2 separate regions of the Homo sapiens genome follow, and region 2 is linked to region 1. A link is an interaction called in ENCODE POLR2A ChIA-PET data of the cell type or tissue named here. Cell type or tissue: endothelial cell of umbilical vein. All regions are shown on one strand. Links, peaks and the distances in the headings refer to the core of each region. The heading gives the core; the rest is flanking DNA.

What was found. Peaks named below come from ENCODE experiments on the same cell type or tissue, not always from the same donor. Only the 100,000 strongest peaks of a DNase experiment are listed, where the experiment ranks them.
Region 2: POLR2A ChIA-PET joins it to region 1 with 10 read pairs; 11 of 35 experiments call an interaction of 5 or more read pairs at or near these places.

Annotation. Positions count from the first base shown.
Region 1 is chr6:12,295,525-12,300,909 of GRCh38, reverse strand. EDN1 (endothelin 1) reads right to left here. Exons shown (of 5, transcript NM_001955.5): 5 at 3,716-4,948. The coding sequence ends at 4,843. Among named protein-coding and RNA genes, the nearest start is that of EDN1, 7.9 kb to the right of the region's middle. In endothelial cell of umbilical vein, for the core only: no CTCF peak of the experiment used is centred there; DNase peaks (open chromatin) are centred at 909, 1,639, 2,579, 3,129 and 1 weaker place; H3K4me3 peaks cover 1,106 bases; H3K27ac peaks cover 3,357 bases.
Region 2 is chr6:12,606,226-12,611,610 of GRCh38, reverse strand. No RefSeq gene overlaps it. Among named protein-coding and RNA genes, the nearest start is that of LINC02530, 24 kb to the right of the region's middle. RefSeq lists an enhancer at 3,002-3,121. In endothelial cell of umbilical vein, for the core only: no CTCF peak of the experiment used is centred there; a DNase peak (open chromatin) is centred at 3,210; H3K27ac peaks cover 1,384 bases.

The sequences.
Region 1 (5,385 bases), core at 54-5,053:
GAATGACTCGGAATGTGAAAAATAACAATAGGATGCAGAAACCCAGAAAACTCTAAACGGGCAAAACTGCATGCCGGACTCCCGATGTGCTGCCTTTCTGAGCTACGGGCAGCCTGTCATCCCTGGGACCCAACATTTCCATCATTCATTGTCTCCAAGGCCGAAGCCCTTCTCTTTTTACTACCTAGTGGCACCAGCCCTAGCTCTCTCTCTGATTACTGCCCAAGATTTGAGGAAATTTGATGGCCGCTGCCATCACATTCATCACTCTATTTCCTCCGATGTATTGGCTCTGTGGCCAGTAGTTGTCAATGAAGTTGTCATGGCTTCATGGCACCAGATTTGAGGCAAGCTTTGTAAATGCCAGCAAGTTTTCTGCCAACCATGCATTGTCATAACAAGAATGATGCAGTAAACAAATAATCATACGACAGAGACGTTCAAAACTAGGGCTCAGGGTACATACGGAGCTTTGATCTTCCTAAGAGAATAAGAACAAGTTCATTCCACTCACAGTTCACTCACAAGCTGGAAATAATCTACGTTAGTCCAAGTTGCAGGTCCAGTGTATCCCCTTGGCTCTGGAGGAGTTTAAGAAGAAAGGGTCAGGGGTCCCGGGTTCTGGTCTTGCTATTTGCCTGATGTTGGACTCTGGATGAGTCACTCACCCTCTCGATATGTCTCTTTCCTTGGTTGGCTGATGGATACATGATATGGTTCCAGCTTCCCGAAAGGATTGTTGTGTGAGGGTAGGGGTCGAATGAGAGAAAGGATGTGAAAAGCTACAGGAAACCAAATTATCTACAAAGATGAGAGGTTACTGTGAAATGTGTAACATTCACTTGCAGTAGATAAATTCTGAGCTCCAGACCCAAAGTCCCCAGGAACTGTGAGTATAAAGGTGAGATAAAGCCAATGCAGAAGGGACTCTATTAAGAACATAAGCTTGAAAGCAGTGTTTTACACATTGAGAACTTAAATGTGAAAACAGGCATTTTCAAGACCTTAGAAACAGAGAGGGGGAAAAAAAAAAGCAGACCACTGCCTTGCATTGTAGAGTAAAAGAGAACTGACCGGGCCAGGCACAGTGGCTCACGCCTGTAATCACAGGACTTTGGGAGGCCAAGGTGGGCGGATCACCTGAGGTCAGGAGTTCGAGACCAGCCTGACCAACACGGAGAAGCCCCGTCTCTACTAAAAATACAAAATTAGCCGGGCATGGTGGCACATGCCTGTAATCTCAGCTACTGAGGAGGCTGAGGCAGGAGAATCGCTTGAACCCAGGAGGCAGAGGTTGTGGTGAGCTGAGATAGCGCCATTGCACTCCTGCCTAGGCAACAAGAGCAAAACTCCATCTCAAAAAAAAAAAAAAAAAAAAAAAAAAAGAGAACTGACCGAGAGATTTCCCCCTTCACTCAGATAGATTCTTTGGTGAGTAAAGTCTAAAAATAATAATTAAAAATTCTTGGTTATATTCTATTTTATCCTATAGACATTTACTTAACGATGCCATGAGATAGCCTCCTTATAGTCCTTTTTTCTTCCCCTGCATTTCTTCTCTTTCCTCTTGAGGGGATGGGTCTGCTAGCACTGTCTACAAGGCTGGGAGGCAAAGCTTTCAGAAAGACTGATTTTGGCTTTAGTACCCAGAGCCTTCTAGCAAGGTTTGCCTGGGCATCTGTTTCTGCAGACCTCCAGGGGCCCTCTGGCTGAAATAGTCGTGCTTAACTTAAGTGTTCAGGCTCCAGAGATGCTACAGCTCCTTCTGTGATCTTAGGTGAGTCACCTCCCTTTTTGGGCCTTGGATTTTCACCTGGAAAGACAAAATGTTGCTCTTTCTTAATGTCAGCAAGAGTTCTCCTGAGGGAGCTCTAGATTAGTCCAATACCCAAGCTGTGTTTTGGGGGAGTACAGGCAGTATCAAAGCCAGTGGATCCATCAAAAAAGATGCCAATCTCTGGTGGTGCAAATGAAGTACCTATTAGTAGGTGTTCCCTCTGCCCTGGCAAAAGTTACCACATTCCACCTAGAGTTCTCTGGTTTCTGGAGTTCTGAGATCAAAGCTTGCCTGGGCTATCAGTGTAAAGAGAGAAAGCTGTCCTAAGTGGGTTTCCAGAAACCATGCTTTTACTGGAAACAGAGCAAGAAATGTGACAGACCATCCCATCAGTTTACCCTTCAAGCTGATGTGGACTGTAATATAATTGAATGTTTCGTCTTCATGTTTGAAAAATATTAATTTTCTGTGAGTCTCCCAACTTATTTACTGCAAATCCTCATGCCCTAGAGTGTCTACATCATCCCTTTCATTTTTCCTACTGGATACTGAAGCAGGAAGCATGGGAAAGGGGGGCTCAAGGGTTTGACTGATGAAAAACCCAACCAAAACTCATCAATCTGACTTACTATGCTGTCCTTTGGACTGTTTTGTTCAGTGGCTTCTCTGATTCTGACTTCCTCTTAAATGTATTAGATCCATGTCTTCTAAGCTCAGATCTTTATTTTTTTTCATGCCACTTCAACTTCTTTATGTAATCTCAAACTCTTTCTCAGAGGTATGAAAGAAACTCCCCTCAACTCCCTTGTTTCATAGATGAGAAAACTCACGATAGAAGGAAATTGAATCGTTTGCTCAAGATTAAATACTGGCCAAGTTCAGACCAAGCACCTTGTCAACATGGGCAAAACTTCAAAATTTTCTTCAGAGTCACGCACTGAGAAACAGTTTATGGATAAAGTAAGCTTTATAAACAATTCCCCAAAGACATTGGACTGTGCCTTAAAGAGAAAAATGAGGATCAATGAGGACGGAGACTCTGCACAGGACATTGATTACGCATGCCTGAAGACTGTTATTTGAAATCCTTCTGATGTGTCACTGTTAGGACGACAGTGATCACTACATGCTAATATTTGTTAAATGCCAGGAATTCCTTCAGACACTATTAGAGAAGGGCAAGGAAGATTCTCGAGGGCTAATCAAGCTCTTAGAGAATTCAGTTAGTAGTGACCATTTGCAATACTGCAATTGCAATACTGTGCTCTCCAGTGAGCTGACAAGGCCAGCCAAGGCAAAGTGGAGAGGAAGTGGTGCTTTGTGGCAGAGGACCTAGAATCAGTACCTGGTGTCTCTACCTCCATGGGCACACGGCCAGTCCTAGGCTATCACGAAGAAGCAATGGTACTCAATGTTCCTTAAGAAACAACATCCTTAATGTGAGAAAATAAAAAGCCATTGGAAACCTCTACTTGCTCTGAGCAGGCCATTTTCTAAAAGCAACTTTGGTATATAACTTTGTATAATTAGGTATGTTTTGGGGGGTTGTCTTGCCATTACTTCCTTCAGTCCATTAATATGGATAAAGCATCTCTCACCACACCATCAGCTTAAACTGTTGAATCCTGCCTAATAGCCTGAGCCAAGTTAATGGATGAAGTCCCTGGAGAATTTTTCAGGTGAAGGAGAAGCAGGAGGCTGCTACCCAAGAGAAGACAGAGGTGTTAAAGCTGCTTTTTTGTTTTGTGTTTTTACCTCAATGCAGTATAAAATCAACATTTAAGATACAGATAAAATTCTTTATATAATTAGCTTAGACCGTAATATCCTTCTAATTGTCACTTTTCTATGAAACCGTCTTTAACCATTTATTTGCCTTTATGGTACTTAATCACGTTGGCCCACTCCTTACAAATTTCAGTAATGATTCCAAATCAGTACAGTAAGGAAAAAAATATTTATTTTCTAAAGTCATTACCTTGACAGGCAAAACAAAGCATGTTCTCAATTTCATTTAGAAATACATATTTTAAAAATACATAGACCAATATGGCCTGCCCAAACAGATATTTAACATGGTAAATATAAGGAATAAATTGTTTGAATATAAATATCTATAAAAAAATAAGTACATCAAAATTCAATCCAACCTCTTTCATTAGCCGGTTATATAAAGGAAAATAATTTTACTGCTTTAAAGCGTAACAAACACTTACTTTTCAATATATTTCATAAACAACCCTATACCATTGTGTCTCCAAAAATCAAGGACAGGGAATCTCCTGATTTAATGATCTTTTTTTTCTTATGGATCAGAGCTAGTAGATTACCATGAAAATATTATATCTACTGCTGACACATTAGACCAGACTTCTACGAGGCTAGGATTTAGTATGGGGGATGGAGGAAGGGGCAGCAGGGGTGGGAAGAGTTTGGGGAGGCAATAATTAAATGTGGGAAATACTTCTGCCAGAGTGCAATATAGGTGAGGTAGACTCATATTCATGAAACATATCCTGATTTATGGTAGTAACAGTTTCATTCAGTTTTGCATTTTACAAATTTAAACAAAAGTCTTTCTTTTTTTTTTCTTTACTTGCATGTTTGTCTTTTGAGTGTGTTTTCAATTTGTGCATTCCTTAGAAAATCTTTGTGTGGACTTTGGAGTTTCTCCCTGAAATGTGCCAGGCGCCTGAGTCAGACACAAACACTCCCTTAGGACCTTCGTCAGAAACTCCACCCCTGTGTGGAATCTCCTTCCTCTCTCTCTCTCCGGAGGATGCCACCCGAATTCGAATGTGACTGTGTGTTTCTGCTGAGAGGTCCATTGTCATCCCCAGATGAAAGAAGAGACCAAAGCAGTTACCACTGATGGAAGCCAGTGAAGATGGTTGGGGGAACTCCTTAACCTTTCTTGGAATGTTTTGAACGAGGACGCTGGTCCTTTGCCAGTCAGGAACCAGCAGAGGATGCTCCTGCTCTGATCCCAGCCAGGGTGGAGAGTGCAGAGTCGGCCACAGGGCTCTCCGTGGAGGCTATGGCTTCAGACAGGCCCCGAAGGTCTGTCACCAATGTGCTCGGTTGTGGGTCACATAACGCTCTCTGGAGGGCTTGCCTTTCAGCTTGGGATCATGAAAAGATGATTTGACGCTGTTTCTCATGGTCTCCGACCTAATAAAGCAAGATAAGAGAAAACAAATGTTATTTTAAAAAAATCACCCTTTGGCAAAAGAAACATGTAAAATTAGAATCTGGCACAAACAAAACCTGAATCTGGTTGTGAACTTTCACCACCCGCCGCAACTCTTTGATAAAACCTCAAGTGATATCTATTACCATTGTAAAAATAAAGCCTGCCCCTATGCTTAGAATGGGAGCGAGGGGTCATATGGTCAAGTCTAAGGGGAAGTGGGCAGTAAATACAGGTTTTAAATAAACTAGAGTTGTTCTGGTTTCTTCCGTAGCCCCATCCCAACCTTCATCACTATGTGACCCTGCCTTGAGGAACTCAGCATAGGTTTTGAATAGTTATGGCCATCTTAATAAATTGACGGTGACTTAGTTGAAAAGAGAGAAAAAGAAAAGAAGCATACAGTAGGCCCAGAGCA
Region 2 (5,385 bases), core at 146-5,145, 310 kb before region 1:
TGAGACTTAACATTCGTATACACCCTTGTAACCTCCATCCAAAGCAAGATAAGAGCATCTCCATCCCCCCTAAAAATCTCTCTGTGCTTCTTTCCAGCCACGTTCTCAACACTAGCTGATTTTTAGAACCATACATTTGTTTTGTCTGAATTTGGATTTCACAGAAGTGGAGTCATACCCTCTAGCCTTTTGTACCCGGCTTCTCCCATTCAGCGTGATGCTTTTGAGATGCATCCAGGTGGTCATGTGTGTCAGCAGTGCTTTTCTTTTTATTACTAAAGAGTGTTCCATTATGGGAAAATACCACAATGTGTGTACTATTTTCCTGTTAAGGGACACTGGAGCTACTTTTAGTTTGGGACTATTATAAATAAAACTGCTATGAATATGCTTGTACAAGTCAATTTCTTGTTGTGGACATGGATTATCATTCCTCTTTTGTAAATAGGTAGGAGAGGAATTGCTGGAAGTCAAATAGTTCTCCATAGTGGTTTACTGTATGACATCACCACCAGCAAGGTCCAAGAGCTCCAGATGCTGCATGTCCTTGCTGACACTTGGTGTTGTCATTGCTTTCAATTTTTGCCGTTCTAGTGAGTATAAATGGTATTTTATTTATTTTAAATTGCATTTTACTGGCCGGGCACGCCGGCTCACTCCTGTAATCCCAGCACTTTGGAAGGCTGAGGTGGGTGGATTGCTTGAGCCCAGGAGTTCGAGACCAGCCTGGGTAACATAGCAAAACCCAGTCTCTGCAAAAAATACAAAAATTAGCTGGGCATGGTGGTGTGCACCTGCAGTCCCAGCTACTTGGGAGGCTGAGATGGGAGGATTGCTTGAGCCAGGGAGGTCAAGGCTTCAGTGAGCTGAGATTGCACCACTGTACTCCAGCCTAGGAGAGAGAGCAAGGCCCTGTCTCAATAAATAAATAAATTGCATTTTGTGGATGACTAATGATGCTGAAAACTCTTTCATGTGGTTATTGGCTACTTGTATATCTTCTTGTGGAATGTGTCTATTCAAAACTTTTGCTAATATTTATTGCACTTTTAAAGTTGGAGACTTGTAGCGATTTTTAAATATGCTCTGGGTATGTGTCCATCTTCGGATATGTATTACGAACATTTTCTCTGATTCTCTGGTATGTCTATTTATTTTCTTAATGGACTCTTTTGATAATCAGACATTTTTAGTTTTGATAAAGTCTAATTTATCAACTTTTTTCTTTTGGGGGTGCTTTTACTGTGCAGTTGAAGAAATCTTTGCCTATCTAAGATTTACTTCTAATCAAACCATAGTAAATACTGGTAGGTTTCTGAAATATTTTTTCTCTCTTTGAAGCTTTGAAACTTTGTATGTATTCTCTTTATCCAGCATAAAATGCTTTTTGAGGTAAAATAAAATATTTTCTGCAGCTTGTTTGGGCTCTGGGCAAGATAGCTGAAAAGTTAATAATATTTATACAGTGACTTACATGAAAAGATGCTTTATAGATGTTTGCAAAAGTAAATCAACTTACAGATCCGGTAGGAAACTTTGTTCAGTAGATTTGAAATTTCTGATTTATTGTTGCAAATCTATGAGGTGATGTGCTTGGAACAAGCCCCGGAGCACTGATCTGTGCAGCTGCTATGCCAAGGCATGGAGGGCTTAGCGCTGAATCTTACAGATGCACCAATTCTGCCAAAACATATGGGAGGAACTCACTTCAGCTCTTGCTTAAAAGATAACAACACTTTTGGATCAATGGCAATAATGCCAAATTAACACAAAAATCCTTAATTGTGTGTTTCTGATGAATGATTAGTCTCCTAATTCAAAAAGGCAGTGAAACAACCTCCAATTAAAAGTAATGTACTTTACTTAGATTGAATAATAGACAGCATTCTCAATATTCCAACTTGGCATGTAGCAAAGGGGTGATGGAAATTCGTATTTGCCAAGACTGCATGGCAGTTCAGAAAGTTGATTTTAAGCAGGATGATTTCAGAATAATACTTTCCCCATGAGCACTACTTTTTACAGAACCTCTTATGAAAGGGCCTTTCAAAAACATATCTGAGATGAGACAGACTATGGTAGAGTGACTTCAGTTTAGGACAGCTCTACCTTCACAAAGACTTAACAAAGCTCAACTCCTGTAACGCCCTTTATAATGTTTAAAGATGTGCTGTAGGTACTTTTTTGCATATTATCTCTAGTTCCTCACACAATACAATTAGGTATTGTATTGCAAATGAGATTTTATACTCATTTTACAATGAAGAAGTTCAGACTCATTAAAAAATTGTAGAAACCATCCACCTGGTAAGTAGACTTTGGAGGATTCAAACCTAGGTTTGTTTATCAGCAAAGCCTGAGTTCCCCCAACCACCCCCGCCCCCCGGCACAGCACACTGCTTCCCTGGTTCAAGGGCACCATAAAACTTACTACAGTGGAAGGAAATTCCAGAGTTTAAGCTATTGTCAAGGTAAGTCATATATGTGGTCTTCCATTGGTCATCTTGACAAGCTGTGAACAGCTTCATAGATATTTCCTGTTGTTTCTCTATGGTAAACCTTGACTGGCAGGTTTATAATTAGTCTTTCTGTCCAACCCCATTTCTCTTCTCCAGTGAAAGGTTTAGCTATGACACTAAGTCCCTTTTCAGTGAAACAAGGAATATGGTCACTTCTAGTTTGATTTATGCAGGACAATCGGAAAGATTGGGCAAAAGCTGGCTTTGGCTTTCTTTGTTTAGGCTATCTTTGGTTGAGAAAGTGGAAGGGAAAGTTCAAAGATCCAGAAATGGTAAGAAGAAACAAGAAAGCCATCAAGTTTGGTTTATTTTCTCAAGTTGATTATTTATGGCTAGTAGTCCACAGATGAAGAATTTTAATGATCGAAACCTAGAAATATGTGTTGTGCTATTTTGAGCCTGTTTCTTTAAAATGTAAGACTGCTAGAGGTATGAAGAGAAACTTTTGTTGTTTAAAAATAGCATTCGATATTGACAATCTTTTCAAAGTTGCTCATAATCACCATTTAACTGAGTGGATTTTATTTCTGGATACCAAAAGATATGATGATGCTTTTGTTTCTTTTTTTGTTCCTCTTTTTGCAGATAAAGCACACCCTGTCTACATGCACTTTCATTATGCTCTGTTGCAGGAAATTAGCTAACATTTGTGGAATGTGTCATCTTTTACTGCTCAAGGGTTTTGTTTTTCATCCTTTTACAGAAAGGATTGTTCTTAGCACCTTACCAAGAGCGCATCAATATAGTCACGCCACAACTGATGGGTATTGTCTGTTATTTTCATAAAACAGTGTGCAAAAGGCTTCTCAGCCTTCTTTACATAATACAGCGAGTGTCAATAAACAGAGTTTTGTTTTTTTTTTTCCAACAAGCATAGACATTTTATTGGCCAGGTGCGGTGATTCATGCCTGTAATCCAAGTGTTTTGACAGGAGGATGGTTTGAGGCCAGGAGTTTGAGACCAGCCTGGGCAACATAATGAGACTCATCTCTATGGAAAAAAAAAGTAAAAAGTAAAAAATTAGCTGGGTGTGTCTCACGTGCCTGTGACCCAAACTACTCGGGAGGCTGAGGCAGACAGCTTGAGCCCAGGAGTTTGAGGTTACAGTGAGCTATGATTGTGCCACTGTACTCCAGTCTGGATGATGGAGTGAGACTCTGTCTCTAAAAAACAAAAAATAGACATTTTATTATCATCAGGCTTACTATGAAGACTAACAATTGGTAACTGAAGTTCTGCACTGAAAATTTATATTTTAAGATGGTTTTTTTCACAAAAGGAGCTTTTCTTTGTCTAATATTTAAGTCAAGATTCTTGTTCCTGGCTTCAGTATCTCTGCAGTATGTTCATATATTTATTCCTCTGTGTGTGTGTCTCTGTGTGTGTGTGTGTGTGTGTACATATGCATATACACATATATACTCATACCTGCATGCAGGTTCCATTGCTGTTTATCATGTAGGAATTTTTTTCTCATCAGTGACATAGGTTTAGTGACCCATCTTCATTAACTATATCACGAACATTCAGGGACACAACAAAACTAACACTATCAGAATAAATTATTCATCCAAAATCCAGTTTTCCTTCTGGTAACCAAGTACTTAATGATCAGAACAGAGAAAGGCTAAACTTAATAAATGAGACTATTTAAATGAAAATATTCAGGATTGTAAAGGTAAAGATAAATGTTATGTTTGCTGTATTTACAGCTCCTTTGTATGATGCTGTAGCATTTAAAGCCCAATATCCATGTAGGAAATGATGAAGAAGATTGGCAATCAATTGGGAAATTGAATGGGGATGGGTAAACTTTACAGCTGTGGGTTTTAACCAAACCCAATGGTTGTTTTACTACCAGAAGAGTGATTCTGTGGCATATATTTCTTGCAGAAAAGAAAGAGGAGGGATAAACATGTGAGTGCATGTGTCTGCGTATGACAGGGACAGAGAATAAGGAAGCATAAGAATTTTGAGATAATCAGTAGGGAGGGAAAGGGAGAGATGAGCAGGGAGGGAGATGTTAGACTGGCTGTCACAGTGAGGCTGATATTTTTAATTTCTCTTTTTTATTCCCTGTGCTCATTTTGGCTCCAAGTCGCTGAGGCCGTTTCTTCATGAGTTTTAGTATTCTAGTCTAGTGAGACACACAGGGAGACGAGCAAACAAGACTTCAGTGTGAGCCCATCGATTGCTGAAGGGACCCTCGTCTGGCAACATCATTCCTGCATTTTGAGGTCAGCAGTTCTCAGGAAGCTAGGCTGGCTCAGTGCTTGGGATCTGCAGTGGAAGCTGACGCTCCCCACCAATCATCCAGTGAGCACAGGCAATTCTATCTTCCCACTGCTCTAATGATAATGCATTCCTTCCCTTTGAAACACTTAATTTTCAGATTTTGATAACTTCTGCCCACCTTAACTCCTATCAATCAGACTTTATGTAACAGCACTGTGTTTGGTTCCTGAAATGAAATATATTCTTCAGAACAGCTATAAGTGGAACAGGCTCAGAAAGAAGAGTGGATGTCAAATACTGTTTGTCATATCCTAGTAAGAAGTAGACTTTCATATGTAACACATGATCCCAGTGTAGCTTGATATAAATGGAAGATTTAAGTGAAAGAGGTCTATAATTTTGTTGGCAAAATAAAGAGAAATTTCCCTTATGCTAAGACCAAGTAGCCAAAAGTATCTCTGAAAATGGTAGACCTAATTCAATGAAAATCCCTCTGAAATTCTACCAGAGCTTTCGTGATTGTGTTAGTGAAACTCATCAGGTAAGGCTGGAGCTATGAGGATTCTCATCATTAACTTAATGGGGTTTGAGACTCAGATGCTTGAAAATGTGTAAGGTGGTTTGCTGATT